Linked DNA regions of Mus musculus: all the other regions are linked to region 2. A link is a loop called in an ENCODE intact Hi-C map of the cell type or tissue named here. Cell type or tissue: left cerebral cortex. All regions are shown on one strand. Each heading gives the region's core, and the rest is flanking DNA. Links, peaks and the distances in the headings are about the cores only.

Region 1 (8,047 bases), core at 1,063-6,062, 72 kb after region 2:
GAGTTTGGGCCTCAGTGTAGTACAATGTGGTGTGCATGTGTGCATGCACACATGTATGAATGTGTGCACGTGCGCAAGTGTCCAAGGGGCCCAGAGGTATGGATTCTCCAGATAGCTGAAGTTATAGCCAGCTGTGAGCTACCTGACTTGTGTGTTGAAAAATCTGGTCCCCTCAATTTACTCAAAGGAATGTATGGCACAGCCATATCCACTGGAAATGGCAGAAGTCCTGAAGCCAGCACAGCTGTTTGGCACAGTTCCCATAGCACTAAGCCGAATGCTGCAGTTGCTGTCCCCCTGTCTCCTACTTTTAGGTTTTGGTTTCTGTGTGCTGTGTTCTTGGTCTCTGTGTGCTGTGTTCTTGGTCTCTGTGTGCTGTGTTCTTGGTCTCTGTGTGCTGTGTTCTTGGTCTCTGTGTGCTGTGTTCTTGGTCTCTGTGTGCTGTGTTCTTGGTCTCTGTGTGCTGTGTTCTTGGTCTCTGTGTGCTGTGTTCTTGGTCTCTGTGTGCTGTGTTCTTGGTCTCTGTGTGCTGTGTTCTTGGTCTCTGTGTGTTGTGTTCTTGGTCTCTGTGTGTTGTGTTCTTGGTCTCTGTGTGCTGTGTTCTTGGTCTCTGTGTGTTGTGTTCTTGGTCTCTGTGTGTTGTGTTCTTGGTCTCTGTGTGCTGTGTTCTTGGTCTCTGTGTGTTGTGTTCTTGGTCTCTGTGTGTTGTGTTCTTGGTCTCTGTGTGTTGTGTTCTTGGTTTCTGTGTGTTGTGCTCTTGGTTTCTGTGTGTTGTGTGTGTTCTTGGGGACTTTCTGTATTATGCTTCATTTTATGTCTTTTTCCCAGAGAAAATTATGTCTGTGTCTTCTGAGGAAAGTCCTAAACTTACTATCCATTCTGCTTTTAGGGAAGTAAGTTTATCTGGCCCTCACTGGAAGTCTTCGCTTTGCCCTGGAGATCGTGGTAAGCAGGAATAAGCACTGCGACATTAGGGATTTCTTTATGAGGGCTCTGAAAACTCAAATGACGTGATTGGAACAGGGTAAATGCAGAGACAGTTGACAAACTCTGACTAGGCAGGAGGATTGGTAATAGTTTACAATACACTTGGAGCTCTCTGAAATGTTATTTAAAGACAGGGCTACAATCTGGAGGAATAGACCTCGGTAAATAAACTAGATAAATTGACTAAAATTCCTTTTCCTATTGTACAGTGCAGAAGATGAAATGCTAAAGAATTAGGTATTAGTATTTGCTATTCATAAAGGACTAGTTCAGATATTTTGTTTGTCTGGAGTGCTTTAAACTGGAAATACTGCACCTCCCTCCAAACCAGGCTATCATATAATAAATGTGTTTGCTTTGGTGGAGACATTCTTTAGATTCTTTGAAGTTATAGGGCTGATGATATAAATAAAATCTGTTTTACTTGTACTTTCTGTGACTGAACCTGTAACCCCAGACATTCAATGAAAAATCAAATGTCCAGGAACACAATGCTATAATCTGTACTTCTTGGATAACCATTACTTTGCCTTCGTTCTATGAAACCGGTATAAATAAAGAGGCAACCTGATTGCTAGTCAGTCAGAGCTGCAAGATTCCCCTGAGTACCACACACGGCTCGCCCCTCCCTCGCTGGCTCCTTATCTCCTCTTGGGTCATCCTGTGAATTCCCGGAGCTGGACTCTGGCAAATAAACATTTTAGCAAAAGACAGTTTAAAAAGTAGAGACGAAATGTAATTCTTTAGATAAGATCTCACTATGTAGCTCAGGCTGACCTTGAACTCTTGGCTATTCCACCTCAGCCTCACAGTGATGTGGTGGTTTCTGTCTGGCATGCCATTTCTGTCTTCTCCTGGATAGCCATCTTTTATACTCACTGACTCTCATCCCCATCTGTGGTGGCCACCACATCCAGATGTATTTCAGGGTTCAAGACAACGAGGCAAAGGTCATGCAGAGTGCATAAGCTTTGTTCCTGGCACAGAATCTCAAGTTGGCAGCAATTTAGACTTGAACATTGTGCGTTAGAACAATCTCTTCATTTAATAATATAAAGTGGACTTTCATTGTGGATATGTTTTTTCTGATGACCAGCAAAATAGCTTTCTAGTGTGCTTGTTACCAATTTTCATTTCTACTTTGAAAGGACTCTTATTGACTTGATTTGAATAAATTTCCCACTGAAGCTACTTAGAAAATTAAAGGTTACATGATTCATAATTTAGTTATTCAATTAAATTTTTAATCCATTTTTTTTTTTTAGTGCTGGCAATAGAACCCAGGGCCTTGTGCAGACTAGGCCAGGGCTCTGCCCAAGCTGTCCTCACTGATGTCTTATGCATAGGCTAAAGAAACACGAGCTTAAGGAAGGTCTAGATTGGTGTGGTGGTGTTTTTGTGACAACCTGCATGATGTTCTGGGTCATTTTATGTACTTGGAGAACAACAATAATTGAAGTATTATGATGTTCTGTTCATGTTTGTCAAGCCACATCGTGAAAAGAAAACCCAGAAGAATGCAAAGGAATTTTTAAAAAGCTAAACACTGTGTTCTCAGAAGTGAATTATCTGAAAACTAAAAGTACTATATATATTTATAAAGGATGAATAGCAGAGATTTCAATCATTATCTTTTGTTACAATAATTCACAGCAGTAATGATGATGGCACCCCATCCTCCTCTATTGCCCTATTCTTTTTAAATGTTTTGAGATAGATTCCTATTAGAACCCCTTTCTAGAAAGGAGGACTCTGAGGTACAGAGTGATTAAGTAATTTGCCCAAGACCCTGCAAAGGAGCTTGGGATTCTATATAGTCTGAGTTAAAAGCCCTAGTGGTATGTCCATGGATGGTACCCAGTGTTTTGTTTGCTCTTGGGAGAAACCTTCATGTTGATCTCTGCATCATAGTGTTGGGGAAACACATCTTTCTCATCCTGCTATAGATAAATGATGGGAACTGGGTTTGACCTGGATCCTGCTGGGACCATCCTTCTCCTACCACACGGCCACCAAGCAAAGACACAAGAGCCAATTCTGGCCCAAGAAATTCTAAGACAGGAGCCTGGGAGAGTCTGTGCTGAGAAAAATGTAGGGAAATGAGCAACAGCGAGCAGGATCCACGAAGGAGAAGCGGAGTGGAAAAGGTTATCCACCGAGACGTGAAGCTGACCCTTCATGGGGGGTCTGCATGTCAGCAGATGTCAGAGGACCAGGCTAGAAGGATGTGGGCTTGCACAGTGAGGCCTTCTTAATCTTCTTGGCCCTTCTTCATGGCTTTTTCCTAGCTTGTTTTAAGTTAAATTAACTTAAAACAACTTTTAACTTAAATTAAGTGGCTGCCTGCTTCCTTCCCAGACCATCCTTCCTATGACCATTTCTAGCGAACTATAGATTCTAAAGGGCAGAAAGCTTACCTTGTTCATTTTTGGCCCCGCCCATGAGGATGGCATCTATGTGTTGAACTGATGGTTGGATTAGCCTTAGACTTTTAGATACAGCTGCTGAGACTCACTCACAGTAAGCCTTTTTTTCTTAAGTGGATCTCTTGAACTGAAGCACCCCGAGTTTTGTTCTTCCTAAAAGAAAGCCAGCACTGCTGACATGGTGACATACGCCTGGAATCCTACCCTTGGGACTCTATGAGTTCTAGGCTAGCCTGGGTGACATAGCAAGACCTTGCCAACAAAACAAAACAATACAAAACCGAAACAACCAACCAAACAAATCCCAAACAAGTATGATATGAAGACGTCAACGTGTTTAGGAACCCCAAACCCTCTTCAGCTCCACTTACCCCTCACTCTGCCTGACATTCTTTCTTTCTTTCCCAGTCAGACATCTTGAGTTTTCCACACTTCCCACCAACTCTCCTTTTTCACCACCCACGTGTCTGCCCACTCCAATCTGTCTTCTATGTCTGTCTATCCACCAAACAAGAAATGGACCACAAGATTCACGAGCTTCCCTACAAGTGTGGAAAGGAACAGGCTTTTTGCAGTTTGCATCTTCCTCATTTCTCAAACAAGCAGCCCTCAGTACTTGGCTCTATTCTCAGACCCCTTAAGTCTCCTATTCTCTCCCCTTGGCTTTCTCCTTCTGACTCATTTCCTTTGCCAGCCCCGAGACTCTGCTCTTACTTAGAACCTCTCCAGGCAAGTTCATTCAGCTGAGATCTGTCTCCAAGGACAACAGTCTTTTTGCATTAGCGAATGAGCAAATAACCCAGACCCTTCCAGAAGGAATCTACTCCTCCTGATTCTGCTCATGGCTTTTCTGACCCTCTTCTTGTGCTATAAACACTCCTAACATCTAAACTCTGATAAACCCAACCTGGCATCATTACCAAAGTATCCATGATCCTCAGCTTGCCTAAGATCCGTGCATCCGTGGCAGGTCCTGCCTCTGACAAACTTTCTCAGCTTTGGTAAATATTGATGTGGTTAATTCCTGGCAGGTTTCACAGAGGGCGAAGGATACTGACACTGTATCTGGCCGTTTGACTTACACTGAGAGACAATAAACAATGGGCGTTGACGCTGTCGAGTGATCTGGCCAGAGGCTTGCTGAGAGTCCGAGAAGCTCAGAGAACAGTTCACTGCTTTCCTGTAGCTGTCCAGTTACTGAGTTTGGCTTCTTTGGACCAAATTCTCTCATTTTTTATTCTTTTCAACTGGCTGACTTACTATTTTTATTTTTTATCTTTACCATATGCAGTTTTAAAGCATTTTTTATTTATTTTCTTTACATTACCAATATCATATGTTGGACTAGAAAATTTTGCACAGTATGATAAAAAAATTTTTTTTCTTTTGAGACATGGTCTCACTATGTAGCTTTGGCTGGCATTGGAACTGGCTCTGTGGACCACACTGGCCTAGAATTCACAAAGATCCTCCTGCCTCTACCTCCCGAATGCTGGATTTAAAGGTGTGTCCTACTATGCCTGACTTTAAAAACTCATTCTTTTTTTTTATTAGCAGACAGAATATTTTTTATTATATATTTTCTTTATTTACATTTCAAATGCTATTCCCTTTCCTAGTTTCCCCTCTGAAGATCCCTATCCCTTCCACCCTCCCCCTGTTCCGAACCCACTCACTCCCATTCCTGGTCCTGGCATTCCCCTATACTGGGGCATAGAGTCTTCACAGGACCAAGGGCCTCTCCTCACATTGATGACCGACTTGACCATTCTCTGCGACAAATATAGCTAGAGCCACAAATTCCATCATGTGTTTTCTTTGATTGGTGGTATAGTTCCAAGGCGCTCTGAGGGTACTGGTTAGTTAGATGTTCCAACTTGTAATAAGGACACATGCTCCACTATGTTCATTGCAGCCTTATTTATAATAGCCAGAAGCTGGAAAGAACCCAGATGTCCCCCAACAGAAAAATGGATACAGAAAATGTGGTACATTTACACAATGGAGTACTACTCAGCTATTAAAAACAATGAATTTATGAAATTCTTAGGCAAATGGATGGATCATCATCCTGAGTGAGGACATCATCCTGAGTGAGGTAACCCTATCACAAAAGAATACATGATATACACTCACTGATAAGTGAATATTAGCCCAGAAACTTAGAATACCCAAGATACAATTTGCAGAACACATGAAACTCAAGAAGAAGGAAGACCAAAGTGTGGATACTTTGTTCCTTCTTAGAATGAGGAACAAAATATCCATGGAAGGAGTTACAGAGACAAAGTTCGGAGCAGAGCCTAAAAACTCATTCTTAATTCCACTTTCTAGATGTGTGAGTATAAGGCCTTTCCATAGTGATAAGTTAATTATACAAAAATACTCCTCACACAAAAGAACACATCTTTATATGACCTAAATTATTAAAACCTGAAGGGCATCTTTGATGGTTCAATTCTTCTTTTAAGCTTGGGAAGTTTGTGTGTGTGTGTGTGTGTGTGTGTGTGTGTGTGTGTGTGTGCAGAATGGAGTCTTGCTCTTATTTTTGTATTTCCATGAGTGAAAACAGTGGTTTTTCTTAAGCCAATCATTGTAAGCTATTAGAGCTTTCAAAAATACGTCTATTCATTTTCCTCTCTCTTTTTTCTTTTTTCTTTTGCTAGGATCAGGAGATTCCACTAGCAAATCACATTACTCTGGTCGACATTATAATTGTGTCTGAGGTAAGGAAACACAGTTCTTTGAAGCATGACTCACTGTAAAGTGGAAAGGGATTCGAGATCCGTGAACTCTCCAAGTAATTAAGCAAAATTCTACCTGCAGTCAAAGTGGCGCACCTTTGAGCTTCCCTTGTGTCTTAGCATCAGCTCTGGCTGGAAACTTGCTGGGCTCAGAACTTGTCTCGGGCATTCTCTGGATCTCCAGAGTGACTGCCAGAGGGCAGGGTGATATAATTGTTAATAAATATGGGCTTTTCAACTCCCCATGATATGAGGATCAGAGCCAACAGGATCTTCATTTGTGTGCTCTTTAAGAGGCGGACAACAGAATCAGCTTTCATAATGTGGCTTACACAGACGTTGTGAAGTCGAAATCTGGAGTCTTTACTGAAGAGGCTGCTAAGGGGAAAATAAGTTACCCCACTGAGACTTTGTAGGCATAATCATGATAAAATTTGAGGATAAAAATACTGAAAACAAAGAACAATATGAACAATTATATTATCAAAATATAAGAGAAACGCAGCATGAAAAATGTTAAAGCGGTTATTTCTGGATTCTAGACTCAGAGTTCTTTTTAAATTTAATTTAATTTTCTTTTTTTTACTTTCTTCTTATTAATCTGAATTCTTCTTTCACAACATCCACTATGGTGGTTTGAATGAAACTAGTCCCAATATACTACTGATTGCTTCTTGTTTGGTAGAACTATTTGGGGAGGACTGGGGTGTGTGGCATTATTGGAGAAGGTGTGTTACAGTGGCTTTGAGATTTTGAAAGTCTATGCCATTTCTAGTTAGTTATTTTCCTCTCTGCTTTGTGGTTGGTTCTCAAGATGTGAATTTTCAGAACTCACCATACCTGCTTACCTGCTGCCATGTTCCCCACCAAACTGTAGACCCCAAATAAACACTTGCTTTTATAAGTATATATCTATGTATCTATGAAACTATGTATCTATGTATCTATCTATGTATCTATCTATGTATCTATGTATCTATCTATGTATCTATCTATTTATCTATCTATGTATCTATGTATCCATCTATCTATCTATCTATCTATCTATCTATCTATCTATCTATCTATCTATCTATCTACCTAATATATGACTTTGGTCATATGATGTCTTTTCATTGCAATAGAAAAGTAACTAAGACACCCAGCACATCTGAGTATACACACACACACACACACACACACACACGTAAATATTATTTATGTTAAAAAGGATGATAAATATTTCACATAAGACAAATAAAAAACAGAAGTAAACACTGCCTCTCTATCCTTTTGATATTACCTTGAAAGCTGCACACCCCCAGGCTGTGCCTGCTTGCCAATGTTAAGAAGACAGAAAATAACATGGCATGCATCTGCCAAGACAGATTGGTAGTTGACATTTCTCCCAAGAAATGCCTCCATTAAAATAAGTAGCTGTTGGCATTGTCTTCTGATTCTGTCACTTTGAAAAGAAATGAGTAAGTAGCTCTCAGGAATGGATCTGCAAGTCCCACACAGAACCCAACACTTGGAATGGAGATACCAGAGATGACCAAGCATGTGAAAAATGAGAACCGATGAGCAGGCACGTGTCAGCTTCCTGAGAGGCTTCTATTGTGCCATCGCCCATCATGAGGTACTCAACAAACGTAACTATTACTTATTAACACGAACATGGTTTGATTAGACTCACTCCAAAGCGTTTTGGAGCACGGGATGTAGATTCCCATGGAGGTTTTGTTTCAGTGGCACTGAGCAAAGCCAGTTATCAGTTACACTAATAACTACAATGCACTCATTTAGCCACTAATGAGATAGATATGAGTGCCATATTGAATGATTCTCAAATTGTTTAATCTCATAACTACATTCCATCATCCTTCTTCTCTGAGTGCTTCTGTTTAGTGA
Region 2 (8,047 bases), core at 952-5,951:
GAAGAAAACCTCCCCCTTGCAGAGATCAAATTCACTTCCCTTCATTACAACAGGTTCACACTACTGGCAACAAAGTATCCTCTCTGCCCATCTCAGTAATATTTTCAACAAATTCAGTTTTTAGACTTTAAACCCAGAGAATTATGTTGCTATTTTAAACTAATACAATGCCAAAGGAGACTTAAAAACTCCACAGTCTTCGGTGGCTTCTCCTAGTGAGGAGGAAACATGTTTATTACTGAAACCGATCACAATGGTAGAGTGTGAATAGAGAGGCAACAAAGTATCAAGTGGATTATGACTCCATTTTACTCTTTTCTGTTTGCAAGTTCTCTCACAGAGCTCTGAGTTTCACTATGGCATTTTCTCGCATACTTCAGTCTTATTGAGTCCCTCCCCATCCCCCTCTCCACCCTTGGTTGCCCCCCCCATCTGCTTTCTTGTCACGTCACCATGCTTGCCCCCACCAGTCCCCTCAGCTCTCTTCTTGATCTTCCTTCTAGCTTCATGACCTGCCTCCGACCTATAGATGTAAATACACAAATTAGAATCTAAGATCTACAGCTGGGGACACTATCCCAGATCTATCTTTCTGGGTTTCACTCATTTTGTTGAGCACAAGGCTTTCCCGGTCCATTGCTTTCTTCTACAAAGGCCAGTTTTCTCCACAGCTGAATACAAACCCATTGTGTATCACATTCATTTATCCATACACCTGTTGGTGGATAATCAGCATCTGTGCTGATTCCACCTTTGTCAATTGAGAGTAATGTATAAACATGGATATGGGAGTGTCTCTGAGTCTGCTGACTTACAGTCCTTCATGCATCTGTACCCATGGGTAGGAGAGCTGGGTGATATATGAGCTCTACCTCTAGCTTTTCTGAGGAAACTCTCAACACTGATTTCCACGGTGGCCACACATATTTACATTCTCACTAGCATCGAGTGAAGCCTCCCCCTCCTCTTTCTCCTCCTCCTCTTCCTCACCGGAAGCAGTTGTGGTTTATTTTCTTGATGGTAGCCATTTCTGCTTGCATTATCCTCATGTATCAATATTTTGAAGACTTTCTCAAGTATTTACTGACAATTGTTTTCCTCTTTTGAGGATTGTCTATTTGGTTCATTAACATATTCATTTGAGAGGAAGATTGGTTTTTCTGTTGTTGGAGGTTTTTTTTTTTTAAATATATATTCCAAATATTAGCCCTCTATCCATCTGATGGAATGGTTAGCAAAAACGTCTCGCCTATTCTTTAGCTATTTCTCCACTCTAGTCATTGTTTCTTTGTGCAAAGGTTCTCATTACAGGCAACCCCAGTTGTCAGTCCTGGTGTCCTGTGCTGAGTCTTCCCAGAATGTTTCTGTCTTCATCTCTGTCTCGACTTACTCTTCCTAGGTTTTCTCTAGCCATTTTAAAGTTTAATATCTTATATGAAGATTTTTGAGCCCATTGAAGTAAGTTTTTGTGCTTAATAAAAGATAAGAGTTAACTTTATTCTTCTGTATGTGTATAGTCAGGTTTCCACCTCTGTTTGCCAATGGGACCACCTTTCCCCACAATGGTTTTGAAACTTTTGTCAAAGATTAGGCAGTTGTGGCTATGGAGGGTTATTTTTTGAGTCTCTGATTTCACTGGTCCCCACGAATGTTTCCGTGCCAGTACCACAGTGTACCCACCCCAGGAAGAAAGAATAACCAAGCTTTGTTATAATTTTATGTAGCTATGCAATCAAAATGCACCGAGCAGTCTGCATTACCAACACAGATTGAACAAACACATCAAGTTGTACGCAGATACAGACAACACAGGCACTTTTTTTGTTTTGTTTTGTTTTGTTTTTTCGAGACAGGGTTTCTCTGTGTAGTCCTGGCTGTCCTGGAACTCACTCTGTAGACCAGGCTGGCCTCGAACTCAGAAATCCACCTGCCTCTGCCTCCCAAGTGCTGGGATTAAAGGTGTGCACCACCACCGCCCAACCAACACAGGCACTTATAAGGGAGGGAAAACGTAACAAAACCCAACTCTTACATCACACAGGAATACATTATTAATAGCCAGCCAATGATTTCTGAATGCCTGACTGCCGCATGCCAGATGTTTTAGGTGCCAGTGATAAAGAGATAAAGTTCCCGAACTCCTGGTTCTGGTTTCTAGAGACAACGTAAACAGGAGGACGGATGTGGGATTGGTAAACATTGCACCCAGAACAGCGGAAGCCTCTGGGAGGCCCAAGGGTGTGACCAGAGAGGGATGGACAGGGCCCAAGGGTGTGACCAGAGAGGGGTGGACAGGGCCCAAGGGTGTGACCAGAGAGGGATGGACAGGCGTCTGTCATGAGTTTTGTTTGGGCACGGCAGTGTTGGTAAGACAGTGGCACCGGCAGGTGCGTTCCAACTGTATGCAGTTTTATTTCATAACTCTGAAACGATAAATGCTGTTTCCAGTCTCACTCTCTGTAGCTCTTAGCCCCTCTGAAACACCTAATGAAAATGGATTTACTTTTGTTTCCTGGGTTTGCTTCCACAATTATCTTTTGTTCCAATAAAAACATGTTTCCCTTCTACAGACAACAGTGAGGTCAGAGGTAGATTAATGGAGGCGTTTTGGGCACAGGCTGTATTTTAGAAAGTCTATGTGCTTGGGAATGGAGTGATCCTGTCTCTGGAAGTGTGTGGGCTGCACTTAGCCTCATCTGACCATATGTGGCTCAGGTGACAGAGCAGAAACTTAGTGGCCAGTGGACTGCAGTTATCCTAGCCTGTCATAGAGTGCAGGCATGGATCGGGTTTAACAAGAAAAACAACGCTCTGGGACTTGTCAGTATGCCCACTGCTCCCACTGCTCCACTGCTCATATGGCAGGTTCTGTGACAGGCAAGCAAACATTATGAGTTAAGGTGTCATGGGCCCCTGAAAAAGATGAACCAAATACTATGTTAGGTTTTGTTTGTTTGTTTGTTTGTTTGTTTTTCTTTTGAGAAAGGGCCTCAATCTGTAGCCCAGTTTGGCCTGGAACTCACTGGCTTTGAAATGACAGAAATCTGCCTGCCTCTCCCCACTAGTGCTGGGATTAAAGGTATGCACCACCACATGGGTTAACCAAGCATGGTGGTAAGAGAAGGGCTTCCTGTAGAAGTTTGGTCCTGATGGTGCACATTAGGGCTATCCAGGATGGAGGTGATGGGGCTATAGCAGCTTCCCTATGATGGGAGGAGCCTGAAAAGTACAACTCTCCTTTATATGACTGCAAATATCTTCATATGGCTGAAGCAGTCACAGGGATGAGTTTGTAGAGCCGTGGAGGGGTCAAATTCTGATTCCTATGGCCACATTGCTACATTAAGAGATTCTGAGATCAAGGAAGGGGGGTGGTGGATTTTCAGTAGTTGACTGACATGGTTGAGTTTGCTTTCATAATAATTTTGAGTGATGAGAAGATTGGAACAGAAAGACTGGTTAGCTGTCCCAGGCAGGTGGGCAGAGAAGGGGCTCAAGCAGGGACAGCGGGACTGGAGAGAACCAGAGCCATTCCTGCATAGGAGACCTGATTACCTACCTGGCTGAATCAACGTGGGCGGAAGAGATTGGAGAGAGACTAGCAAGGCACCTTTGCTTCTGCTTGGGCAGCTGTGGAGGTGGTAATGTCATTCACAGAAATAGAGCAGACAGAAGGAAAAGCAGATTTTGTGGGGGAGGGTGGTCTGGACATGTTGAGGTGGAGAGGCACATGGGAAACTCAGCCAGTGCCATTTGGTGGATAGACACAGGCAACGGGAGCTCACTGAGGTGCTCAGGGGCGAAGCCACTGCAGCAGAGCGTCTCAGAGGAGAGCTTATGCAGCAGAGTGTGATGGGGCCGAAGTCACCATGCTGAACGTGTGTTTGAGTAGTGGATCAGTGAAGAGTTTGGCAAGGAAATGGGAACTGAGTGAGAAGAGAAGCAGCTTAGGGAGAGTCAGACCGTGGGGCTAAAACCTCAGGCCAAGGCCAGGAGCTTCGCAGTCCAGATGGACTGGGGCTCACCAAGTGCTCTCTGGACATGCACGGTGCTCCTTTTCACATCCCCCACTTCTTTGTAGCATCTGGGCTGAGTCACTCACTACATGGGCCATGAGGTAATCCCATAGGGTTAGGGTTAGGGGTTAGAGTTCGAGTTAGGGTTAGGAGTTAGGGGTCATGGTTATGGTTAGGGTTAGGAGTTAGGTGTTAAGTATTAGGGTTATGGTTAGGGGTTAGGGGTCATGGTTATGGTTAGGGTTAGGAGTTAGGTGTTAAGTGTTAGGGTTATGGTTAGGGGTAAGGTTATAATTAGGGGTTATGGGTTATGGTCATGGTTTAGGATTAGGGTTTGAGTTAGGGGTTGTGGTTAGAGTCTCTATGCTACCAAACATGGGATGAAGTCATGTTCAGTTAAAACCAGTCAGTCACTACTCAAGACTAGGCTCAATGCCTCCCAAATCCCCAGCTCTCTATGATCTCTTTGGAAGTCACCCATAAAAGACCCTAAAGGAAGAAGGCAGCTGGACTTTGGTTTAAGATACAATCAGAGCCTAGTGTGTCTCCTGCCCTAGCTCTGGACTGAGTTCTCTGGATTTGAGCTCTGGTTTGATCTCTTGAGTTCTCAGATTTGCCTCTTGTTGCCTGCCTAATTTCTTGGTGCTTCAGTTTCCACAACAGCAAAATAAGGCATAGACACAGTCACATTTCTCTCCTGTGCTTTCCTTAGGATGAAATCACCTAAAAGAAGAGAAGTAGTGAGGAGTCTAGGAATGGTAGACACTGACGAGAGAATATCAAGGATCATAGGAATGGTAGACACTGACATGAGGAGAATGTCAAGGATCAAGCAGAGGTCAGCAAAGTGTGCTTGCTGTGCAGATCTGTCTGGCTGTTGCTCAACTGAAAACAGCCTTACTGTTTTTTATTTTTGTTTTCTTTTTCTTTGTTAAGAATAGTACAGCCAGGCGATGGTGGCACATGCCTTTAATCCCAGCACTTGGGAGGCAGAGGCAGGCGGATTTCTGAGTTTGAGGCCAGTCTGGTCTACAGAGTGAGTTCCAGGACAGCCAGGGCTACATAGAGAAACAATGTCTCGAAAAAAAATAGTATATATTTAATTTCAGTTAAAAGACAAGTCATATTCTGTTTTCCTTCAGATCCTTGAGCCAAAGTAATGAAGACATGAGTCAAACACAACTTGTGTCTCTACCTTCAGTTTGACTTGGTTGGCTTACATTTTTTGAAGGGTTAAAATACATCACATGAGAACTATGTGGAGGTCAGGTTTCACTCCCCACACATATTGTTTTATTGGCTCTCTGCCTTATTCATTTACTTTTATATTGTTATGACTCTTTTCCTCTGAGTCACTGCAGTAGAGACCAGATGGCTTGCAAGGCCTAAGACATTTGTTACCTGGTTCTTTAAAAAGACAATTTGGTGAAATTTATAGTGTCAAACGCACCAAGGTCAAGAGTCATAACTAAAAAGTGTCACCTGGAACTGGCAATAGGTTTCAGGAACCTTGATTATAGCTCCTTTAGAGTGGGGAGGCAAACGTTGGTGTCTGGAACATCAGAGTTTGATTTCTGACTCTAACCCGGCAGCTGTGTGGCCCCGGGGAGTCTCTCAGCTCCATTTTCCTCAGCTGCACCTGGGGGTCGAGCAGCTTTCTGGTAAGGTTTAGCAACAACACACTGTAAATCATTGGGCATGGTACCTGCTTCAGAGCATGCGCCAGACAGCAAGTCCAGGTGCACTGTTTAATCTGCTGCCCCCACATTGCTATCCCTTGTCGCTTTGAAGGTCTGGCTTTCATCTCTTGTACGTTGCCACCTGGTGTTGTGTGTCACCTCTTTGCTGAGGTCGTCCACTTAGCTGAACACTCTCTCTAATGCTTTGCTCAGCCCCACTCCCTGGTTCTCCAGCTCCCTTAGCCCTGCTAGGTTTCTCCTTTGTTTATCACACCTGACAACCTAGAGAAATTGCTAACACAGTATCCTTCAGTTTATAATGTGTCTTCCTTGCTAGGATGTAAGCTTCTGAGAAAAGCCCCCTCATCTGCTCAGTGAGTATATATTACAAGTACCTAAACAGAGCCCGGGATGTACAACTTAAAATTTGTCCAGTGACTATATAAAGAAAGACTAGTAGAGACAGTTTTTTATATTCTTTATTGGACTGTGTTCTCTCAGTCTAAGAATTTGTCTTTTTCATGTCTATAAAATTCTCAGCCACTCTCTGCTAAAGCATGGCCTCTGCTCCATCTTCATTCTTTTCTTCTGGAATGTTCAGAATATATATGTTGGTTCATTCTATGCTCGGTGTCTACTGAGTTCTTCCTCATACTAGACAACTGCTGATTTCTGCTTTATTTTAAGGCAATTTCATCTGCTCCTTCATCTTTTTTAAGTTGTGTTCAGGAAACTTTTCAAACCATTAATGGAATTTTTATTTCAATAACAATTATATTTTTGACACAAGTGTCTTACTTTTCCTGGTGCTCCAACAATATCCAACAATGGCAACTCAAGGAAGGAAGGAAGGAAGGAAGGAAGAAAGGAAGAAAGGAAGGAAGGAAGGAAAGAAGAAAGGAAGGCTTTATCTTGGCTCACAGTTCAAGGGTTTACAGTCCACTGCCCATCAGACCTTGGAAGTCCAGGCAATGGACCACATTGCATTCACAGTAAAGATGTGGAGAGAAGGCCATGAAGGTTTGTGTTCAATTAGCTTTCTCCATTTTATGTAGACTAGGACATAAGACTGGGGAATTGGGCCATCCTTCTTCAAGGCAGGTCTTAATCAAGAATATCCCTCACAGGCACACCCAGGGTCTAGCGTAGTCTCTCATAGGTGTGGCTGGAGGCTTGTCTCCGAAATAGTCCCAGATCCCATCAAGTTGACAATCAGCTATCCCACCTGTCATATTCATTTATTTAGTCTTCCTTTCTCTTTCCACTCCTTCTGATAGCTGTTTCACCATTCCACTTTATTTCTTTATTTCTTCCCTTTGTTTCTTTGAACATTTAAAATATTCCTATGTAAGACGTTAGTGTTTACCATTATTGCTAGCTCTTGGGGATGGGAAGCCTCCGACTTGTTATTGGCTTTCTTGCCATGGCTCATTTGTTCGTGTAGTCTATACATTTTAGATGCACCCTATGAGTGGTGGCCATTGCCTTAGCTGAGTCTTTAAGGGTCAGCAAAAGCAAAGATTGCAACACTACCCCCCGCTGTCTTTCCAGGGTAGGATGGGAGGCAGTATACTGTGAGTCTTAGAAAATGAGTGCTACACTTAGACCTCTATCTATATCACCCTCTCCAAGACCCATGGGGGACATCATAGACGACAGAGCAAGAGGTGGGGGTGCTGTCAAGCACTCTTCCACTCGAGACATGGCCACGGTACCCCCGAACTCAGCAGCTGTGGTTACTTGTGAAGACTGGATGGGTCAACATCCTGTCATGGAGTAGGAGAAAGTTTACGAGGCCCTGCCCCTTCCTGAGAGTGTGTAGGCAGTTATCAATTACCAGAGGTGAGGCACTTTCTTCACCGTTGTAAGTGGTAAGTGCAAATGCTATTGTAAAGGTCCCCAACCCTTACGTGAGCAACCATAATCACACTCATTGCACCATCAAAATAAAACAACAAAGCATGAAAGTAAGAGAGGGCTAACACACTGTGTAATCAAAAGGCACGGGGGAGGTCAAGAGAAGGTGGATACGACCAAAATTCACTATGTGCATGTATGGAAACAACACACTGAAAGCCATTAATATGTATAATTAGCATATGCCAATGAAAATACCAAACACAAGAAAGTGCATCCTATGTTCCATCCCCACTTTGACCCCTATTAGTGTTACCATGGCCCAATGACTCTATCTGTGAGTTAGAAACCATAATCCTACCTATGGAGACGCCGTGGAGACTTAGCCCAACACTCAGCGCAGAGTCAGTGGCTTAGTCTTCCGTGTAGTGTATGCTTAGTAGCTGTTACCAGGTTCAATAAACGCATGGTGACAATCCTGTGTTATACACTTGT
Region 3 (8,047 bases), core at 1,063-6,062, 60 kb after region 2:
GTGTGAGGCCGGATTTGAGCGATTGGCTTCTACAGTGACCTGCAGGGCTCTGAGATGTCAGACTCCTCTAGGGACATCTGATGTATTTGGGGGTGGCTCTCTGGGGAGTTTTCCTGAACTTGAGGCCTTTGTTTTGTGCTGTGCATCAGAATCTGTCCCTGTATCTGTGAAAGTGTCCTGCCAGCTTCCCTCAGTCCTCTGTACTGAAATCTTGGTCATGCCCCACAAGAAGACAGTTACTGCTGTAGTAGCCATCCAGAGGCCTCCCCTCCCCTGGACACTCATAGCTGACCCCACCCCCATGCAAGCTCACAGCTTGCCTCTCCAAGTCAGTCAGCTCTCCTAGAAGGGAGCTCCTTCCCCTTGCCTCTCTCTGCCCAGCAAACCTCTTCCTGGCCAATCCTCATCTTCTGCCAGACGTCTGACTAAGCTGGCTCCCTTGGAACCCCAATTTCCCACTGGATCTAAGGAAAGGTGCAACTGTGCAGCTCCTCTGCCTGTTTCTGTTATTTTTCTAAGGGTGGGAGTGAGGTTTTTTCCCAGAACTCTGCATTCTGAGCAGACGCAGGAAGCTTCTGTCGTCTTTGAAGATACCATTCATAATATCCTTGTTACAGGACCCTTCTTCAGGCCAGTCCCCAACACAACTTGCCTTCATTCACCATGTCACTTGGTCACTTGTACTTCTGTTCTATTCCCTGAGTACTGCATGGCACACCTTCTCCTGGGCCTTCATTTCATTGAACGCTTATGCACCAGGAGAGACAAATCAAATGGATTGCCAAAACGATTGTCACAGAACTGGGGCACATATACAAAGACGTGTCTGAAATGGGCACTACAGGGTGGGGTGAGGACTGGGAGGTGGGACACCGTCATTTTTCAGGGTTACAGATGCAATGGCTGCGTTTTGTTTCTTTGTCTGAGGGTGAGCATGTGAAGGGAGCGTTGTCATTATTACTATGAAAATTATGTAGATCTTTTTGTCCAGCCTGCTTCATAATCAGAACCTTACATGGACACTGTCCGAGACCACCCACACAGAAGGGAGGGGAGAAACTGAATGTCAGTCAAATGAGTATTGTAGAAATGCCATAGATTTTACTGGTTAGAATGTTGTGTAGCAAACGGTTTAGACAGATAATTGATACATCCTGGACAACCAAGTTAAAGAGCTTAACGGGGTGGCCTGGTGAGGCAGATCACCTTGACGGTAAGAGTACACATAAAAGGTATGAATAAAACAATCTCATGGTGCCTAGAAGAACATTCTTAATGAAACGGCATGGTATTTTCAGGTTGCCATAGGAACACAAAGCTCGGGGGGAGGGGGGAGCTCCTCAAGATCGTGACATTCGTGTTAAACCTGAGAGAGTGAATAGGCGGCCTCCAAAGGCAGAAACACTCAGACAAGTATCTCTATAAACGCACAAAAGAACGAGACGGTTACCCACGGAGGGAACCTCTGAGCTCTCAGCAAAGTCGGAAGGAAACGTGACACAGGAAGGTTCATACTGAAAACCCCGTTATTCAAGACACAGCAAGGGAGCCCTGCCGACTGTGAGCGGCAGAACAAAGGCAGGAGTGTAGCATCAGCCATGAAGTGTGAGGCAGTGCATGGGAGAGAACCGGCTAAGAGGGGTTTTGGGGAGCAGCGACTGTTGCATTAATATCAGCAGAGGCACAGTTGTGGCTATGGCACGATGGGGTGACAATGGGGTTGAAGAAGAGGAGCCAACGTGAAGAGACACCTCAGAGTAGGGATATTGAGACCTTGGCTGTTGACTGGACACAGGAAGCAGAGAGTGAGAGAGGCAGCATGTGGTCAGTGGGGCTTGGCACCGACGTCTCAGGAGATGGCGCTCACAGTTATTGAAGGAAGAGGTGTAGGGAGGGCTGTAGGGCTGAGCAGACGTTATAGCATAGTCTGGGCAGGCTTGCTGACCTGACCTCCATGATGAGTAGAGAGAACTGTCCCATTGGGAGTCTGGCACATGGCTTTGGTGCCGACTTGAGACTGCAAAACAAACAGGAGGAGAGGGGAGTCTAGAAGGGATCAGGAAGGACGGCCTGAAGTCTGAGATGGAGACAGGATATGCTTCATACCTGTGGAGACGTGACTGCCACCTCACTTGAAGAACTCAAGTGGAGGGATGTGAACCATCGCTTCTGGTTTACTACAGTGCAGTGCCATTTATTGGTGTCGTTTACCCAAAGCAGCCTTTTTGTTATCCTGCCTTCCCTCTCCCTTCTACCTTTGCTGACAGTGTTCAGCCTTCCTGGTAAATATAACATCAAAAAGCCAACAGTTCCCTTCGGAAATCAGAGAGAACGGGGGATCAAAGAGGAGAGTTCTAGCACCAGCCATTGAGACAGCAGTCACAGGTGAGGAGAGACGGGTTTGAAGAAAAGCATCCTGGCATGTATGAAGTCTTTGCTTTCTTAGCTCACGTTTGTATCCGCTGGAGATTTAGTAGCCCCCTTTCCACAGGGCCAGTGAGAGAACACCACGAGTCTCCAGTGGGCGCGAGGGAGGGATGTAGCCTAAACCACGTCACTGTAGACTTTAAATAAGGCATGCTTGCTCCATAGTCACCATTCAGTACTTGGAGCTGCGAGTGGTATAGACCCATGGTGCCCTTCTTTGTGTTCTCACATGGTTCCAGGAGCCACAAATGCTCACCGCAGGGGCATGATTTGGCTGCTGGGTTTTTGATACAGAAACATTAAACATTAAAAAAACAAATCAGGAAACCGCTAAACTCTTGATCATTTACAATACACTTCCACTGTCATTCTCTTATTGAGCATCCCAGCAGCCCACTGACGTAAATATTAACACAGTTTGTTGATTTACAGAGATGGCCCAGCAGGGGTTCTGACGGTCAGCCATACTTGGAGAGGCAATCCTGTCTTCCTGAACTCAAACCATCATTTCTCCCCTGCACCACACCATTTTCCACATGGGGCCACTTCAAGTCTCTGATTCTCCTAGCCTCTCTGAAGAGTTGTATTCTGTGATGCCGACACTGACAGAAGCCACCTGTGCAGCTAAAAGAAGATCCAGAGCGTCACTGTTTTCCAATCTACTGCTGGCTGCACTGCGTATGGCTCTCAGACCCAAGCTGGGAAGCAGAGGAACTGAAAATAGGCTTGTCAGGGTATCCGTAAACATAAAATGTAAAAAAGAAAACACCTTTCCACACTTCCCAACCACATGAGGGGTGTGGGTGCCGTGTGAACTCCCCAGGGGATGGTGGTGAGCTGTGGTCACCTCCCACTTGCTCCAGTATTAGCTCTTTCAGGTCTGGGTGTCAGATCTGCACTCATGCTGGCACCCCTTCTGACGTCATTAAGAGGCTGCAAAAGCCCACATGGCTTGCCTGCCTTCATACGGCCGCTGGCCATGCTGCTGATCCAGCTGGGCATCAGGACTCTGGTGTGGGCACCAGGGAAAGGACCCTGGCGTCTCTGCTTCAGGTCAGTGCTCTGAACAATGCTATGGCATCCTAAGGCATCAGGGACATAAGGTTGAACCAGAGCCCCCCTGCCCTTCAGGTGAGTAAGATGGCTCTGTATCGAACATCCTCCGTTTCCTCATCTGCTGTGTGAGGCGAGAGTCACCAAACCTTCCAGACCAGTGTTACGGAGAAAACGGAAATTAAATCAGGAGTTGCTGCGCTCAGAATAAATAACTAACCTTGTTAGCGGGAACTATATAAAGGCTGGGTCAACAGGGAGAGTAATTTTAAGTGCCAAACAGTGCACTTATCAACAACATAATTAAACTTAGTAAAAATAATGCACTCACAAATTTTTCTAGCCTGCTAAGTGCTCACTTCTCAAATAAACCTTTACTTACCAAAGTGAGAGGAAAGACTGCTCCCAAGCATAGCAAACATTAGGAGGGGCTGGAGAGATGGCTCAGTGGTTAAGAACACTGGCTGCTCTTCCAGAGGACCTGAGTTCTGTTGCCAGCCCTCATGTCTGGGTTCACAACCATCTGGAACTCCAGCTCCAGGGCATCTGACACCCCCACCTCCAGTGGTGCCTGCACTGGCCTGCACACCCCCACATGCACCCACAGAGGTACACACCTACACATAATTAAAAATAATACGAATAATTTTAAAAGGAATATTTGGGGAAGAAACTGCTCTACTTAGCTTGTGTATTTCTTAGTTTAAACAATGAATTACCTCAACGGGCATATGATAAGTGGGCTGAAAATGTGATAGCGACCTTCAACCTAAGAGGGAAGTCTCATCCGGGAAGCCTGCGTGATAACTGCTCATGACTCGATGGGTCACTTTCCTCTCAGGCACAGTAAAAGATAGAATGAAGCAAGACCCAAGGGCGCTTTGCTTGGCTGAGAACAGAACAGGGACCTGTCCACAGATGAGCTGCCAGCAGCTTTTTCTGGAGTGGTTTTGGGGTTTAAAAGTGATTTATATTCCTACTTTGAATAATGGTATGAGAGAATGTGGGCAAAAAATGAGGCTAAAACTAAATGTTGTATCTATGGCACATGCACAGATAAACTAACCAGGACACCAACATGATTTCAGATGTGTATTCCCTGCCTCTCAGCTGGGATCCATTCAATTGGGAAAAATGCTGTCTTAAGTGGGACTCTCAAAAACAACGTATTTACCCCAATATACTATGTGTCTTGTGGACCAAAAGGCATTCATAAAGCTGCAGGGGGTGAGTCTTCATGTTAGAATAATTTCTGATTTTTTTTTTTTTATAATACTGTTATAGGGCCATGTTTAGAAATTTGTTTGTTGATTTTTTTTTTTTAAAAATACAGAATACTTTCAGCTCAAAATCATTGACAACTTTGGAACATGTAATTAAATTGTGAATTAATCCGCTATGACAGTTCCATGGCGTCCTGGCACAGAAAAACACTCAGTCAGGAGTTTGCTCATACATTCTGTGCCAGTGTGTGTTACGCAAGGGATCTGTACTGGCTGGTTTGTGTCAACTTGACATAGCTGGAGTCATAACAGAGAAAGGAGCTTCAGTTGAGGAAATGCCTCCATGAGATCCAACTGTAAGGCATTTTCTCAATTAGTGATCAAGGGGGAAAGGCCCCTTGGGTGGGACCATCTCTGGGCTGGTAGTCTTGGTTCTATAAGAGAGCAGGCTGAGCAAGCCAGTAAAGAACATCCCTCCATGGCCTCTGCATCAGCTCCTGCTCCCTGACCTGCTTGAGTTCCAGTCCTGACTTCCTTGGTGATGAACAGCAATGTGGAAGTGTAAGCTGAATAAACCCTTTCCTCCCCAACTTGCTTCTTGGTCATGATGTTTGTGCAGGAATAGAAACCCTGACTAAGACAGGATCCCAATGGAGGATGGGGAAGTCACTCCTCAGGGTCTGGTCAGCCCCACCCCTTGCAAAACGCTCTTCTGTTGAATGAAGAGCTACCTTGAATGGCCTCTAGGACCACAATCATCTCTGAGCTCTGTGTCTGTGCTGAAATGTGCTCATAGTCAACTCAACTGCCTCTTCGGTCACCTGGCACACACATCCTTGGGCCTGTCTGGGAGCGTGTTTCCAGAGAGGTTTAACAGATATGTATGGCCCCAGCCCATAGGGTGTGGTCCAAACTGAATACAAAGGGACACAGGAGGAAGGTAACTGGGTGCTGCTGGTAAATTCTTCTCAGTTCCTGATCTCCTCAGCTGTGAGCAGGCAGTCTCCTGCCTCCTTAGATAGGAGCTAGTCCTGCTGTCATATAGACTATGTCCCCTAAAATGAACCCTTCTTCTCTTAGTGGTATTTGGTCACAACAATGAGAAAGGAACCAACATATATAATTGAAACACATCTTTAAACTGCAGTGCCCTTCTGGCGGGGTGCAGCAGTGGGCGCTTCCTACGCTCTTGGTGGGACTATAGATTGACAGGCTTTCCCACAAAAGTCATGTTGCTGTATGTTTCAAGAATCTAAAGAATTATGAATTTAATTTTTAAAAAATAGCTCTGAAAGAGAAAGTTGTGATACAGATAATCAAAGATTCTTGTCATATAAATCTCAGAGATTTAAGCATCAAAGAATAAAAGAATGGCCAAGCAAACTAGATAGATCCCCTACAACAGATGACAAGGCTGCTGCTGAGTCAGCATTTCTACACACACACACACACACACACACACACACACACACACACACACACACACCAAATCAGTCAATGTTCATGCTAAGACTCCAAGAACAGAAACTGGACACTCAATTATAATCAGAAAAAAAAAGTTTAGCTGGTATGTGCCCCACTCTACAGTATTTCTATTTTATTTGGAAAGAAAAAAATGTTTGGAAATTGTAGGTAAAGATTTTGATCTAGGACTGGAGAAATGGCTGAGTGGCCGAGTGTTTGCTTTGAAAGCTTGAGGACTAGGGTTTGAATCCCAGCACCTCCATAACAAGCTGGGTATCCCATGCTTGGGTGTACCTCAGCTTCAAGAGAGCATGTGGAGACAACAGGGATGATGGCAGCTCGCTGGCTCCAGCCTCGCTGAGAAACATGAGCCCAGGTTCAGGGAGAGAGCCTGCCTCAGAGGATGAGGAGAGCCTGCCTCAGAGGATGAGGAGAGCCTGCCTCAGAGGATGAGGAGAGCCTGCCTCAGAGGATGAGGAGAGCCTGCCTCAGAGGATGAGGAGAGCCTGCCTCAGAGAATGAGGAGAGCCTGCCTCAGAGGATGAGGAGAGCCTGCCTCAAAGGATGAGGAGACCCTGCTTTAGAGGATGACAAGGACAGTAATGGAGGAGGATGTTCAGTGCCTCTTCTGTCCTGCATGTGTGCACACAGGCATGCATACCTGTGTGTGTGTGTGCGCGCGCACACCATGCATACACACCACACATACCACATACACGCACACCACAATACGTCTCTAAAGACTTTGATATAGTAACATTCAAGTGTCAGAAGACCTCACCAAGCCTCTTTACTCTATGTTACTTTTTTGGATAAGTAACTTAAGGCCTTATTTCTTTATTAAAAGTGACTTGATAGATTTTCCTGGTCCGCCTGGGGACAGGGTTTAGAGACTCATTGCAAAGCCTTGGTATTTGACATCAGTTAAGCCAACTGTATCAGGAAAGACTCAAAATCAAACAAAATGTCAAACAGATTCTAACACAGTCTATTTGTTTCAGAAAATTAAACAAAGATTTAACCACAGTCTGTTTCAGAATATTATACAAAGATTTAGCCACACTCTATTGGTTAAAATAACTTTAAAAAGTCTCTCAAAACATTGAAATTTCACAATAATTTCTTCCCATAGAAATTATAAGGACAGCATGTGGGAAGTCTTGGGATGCCTAAATTCCAGTGTGTGAGTCTTCAGCAAAGGGGCAGCCGTGATTAGGTTACACTCAAATTTTCCTGCCTGTTGTCATGAAAGAGAAACAGCACGTGCTTCACCCTGCTTTGTGCAAACCCGTCTTTAGAGTTTTGTGGGGCATCTTTCTGAAATTCATTGTACATTTTTTAAAGAAAATGTATTTTTAGTTTTAAATTCGGTTGCGTCATTTGAGGGCTGGTAAGGATCAGGTGTATCGCCAGCACGTGCAACTTGGGAAGGAGTAGAGATGAGAACAACAGATGAAACCAGAGCAGACCCTAGCAAGGTTCCAGTGAGGTACATATGGCAGGGCAGGTCTCCCCCGGTCGCTTCTGAGGCATGAAGTAGACAGGACAGGATTAATGAAATGTAATTCTGACAACCTCTTCCCTGTCCCTGGATCTTTCCAAGGAGTGTTAATAAATATCAGAACTGAATAACCACAAACTTGATCCCTCTCCTCTCTTACCCTCTAGCTTGCACACTAATGTGGAATAGAGAAATAACGGAATGTCTACCACACACTCAGCGAATGTCAGTTCTTTACCTTTTTTGTGAGAGAGATCTCTGTAAACCAATGTCATAATCCCGTGGAGAAGACGTCAGCCACATCTGCTTTGTAGGGGAGCAGATTGACATCAACAGGAAGCTGAATGTGACAGTGGCCCATGGCACAGAGAGCAGAAGC

What was found. Peaks named below come from ENCODE experiments on the same cell type or tissue, not always from the same donor. Only the 100,000 strongest peaks of a DNase experiment are listed, where the experiment ranks them.
Region 1: a loop joins it to region 2, with 7 times the contacts of the local background. A loop is called at or near these places in 3 of 42 quality-filtered maps.
Region 3: a loop joins it to region 2, with 1.8 times the contacts of the local background. A loop is called at or near these places in 3 of 42 quality-filtered maps.

Annotation. Positions count from the first base shown.
Region 1 is chr3:152,589,049-152,597,095 of GRCm38, forward strand. The region is part of intron 6 of Ak5 (adenylate kinase 5); the gene reads right to left. Among named protein-coding and RNA genes, the nearest start is that of AI115009, 74 kb to the right of the region's middle. In left cerebral cortex, for the core only: no CTCF peak of the experiment used is centred there; a DNase peak (open chromatin) is centred at 3,912; H3K27ac peaks cover 1,157 bases.
Region 2 is chr3:152,517,519-152,525,565 of GRCm38, forward strand. All of the region lies in intron 8 of Ak5 (adenylate kinase 5), which reads right to left. Among named protein-coding and RNA genes, the nearest start is that of 3110067G11Rik, 32 kb to the left of the region's middle. In left cerebral cortex, for the core only: no CTCF peak of the experiment used is centred there; a DNase peak (open chromatin) is centred at 3,676; H3K27ac peaks cover 651 bases.
Region 3 is chr3:152,577,117-152,585,163 of GRCm38, forward strand. The region is part of intron 6 of Ak5 (adenylate kinase 5); the gene reads right to left. Among named protein-coding and RNA genes, the nearest start is that of AI115009, 86 kb to the right of the region's middle. In left cerebral cortex, for the core only: no CTCF peak of the experiment used is centred there; DNase peaks (open chromatin) are centred at 1,340 and 3,226; H3K27ac peaks cover 868 bases.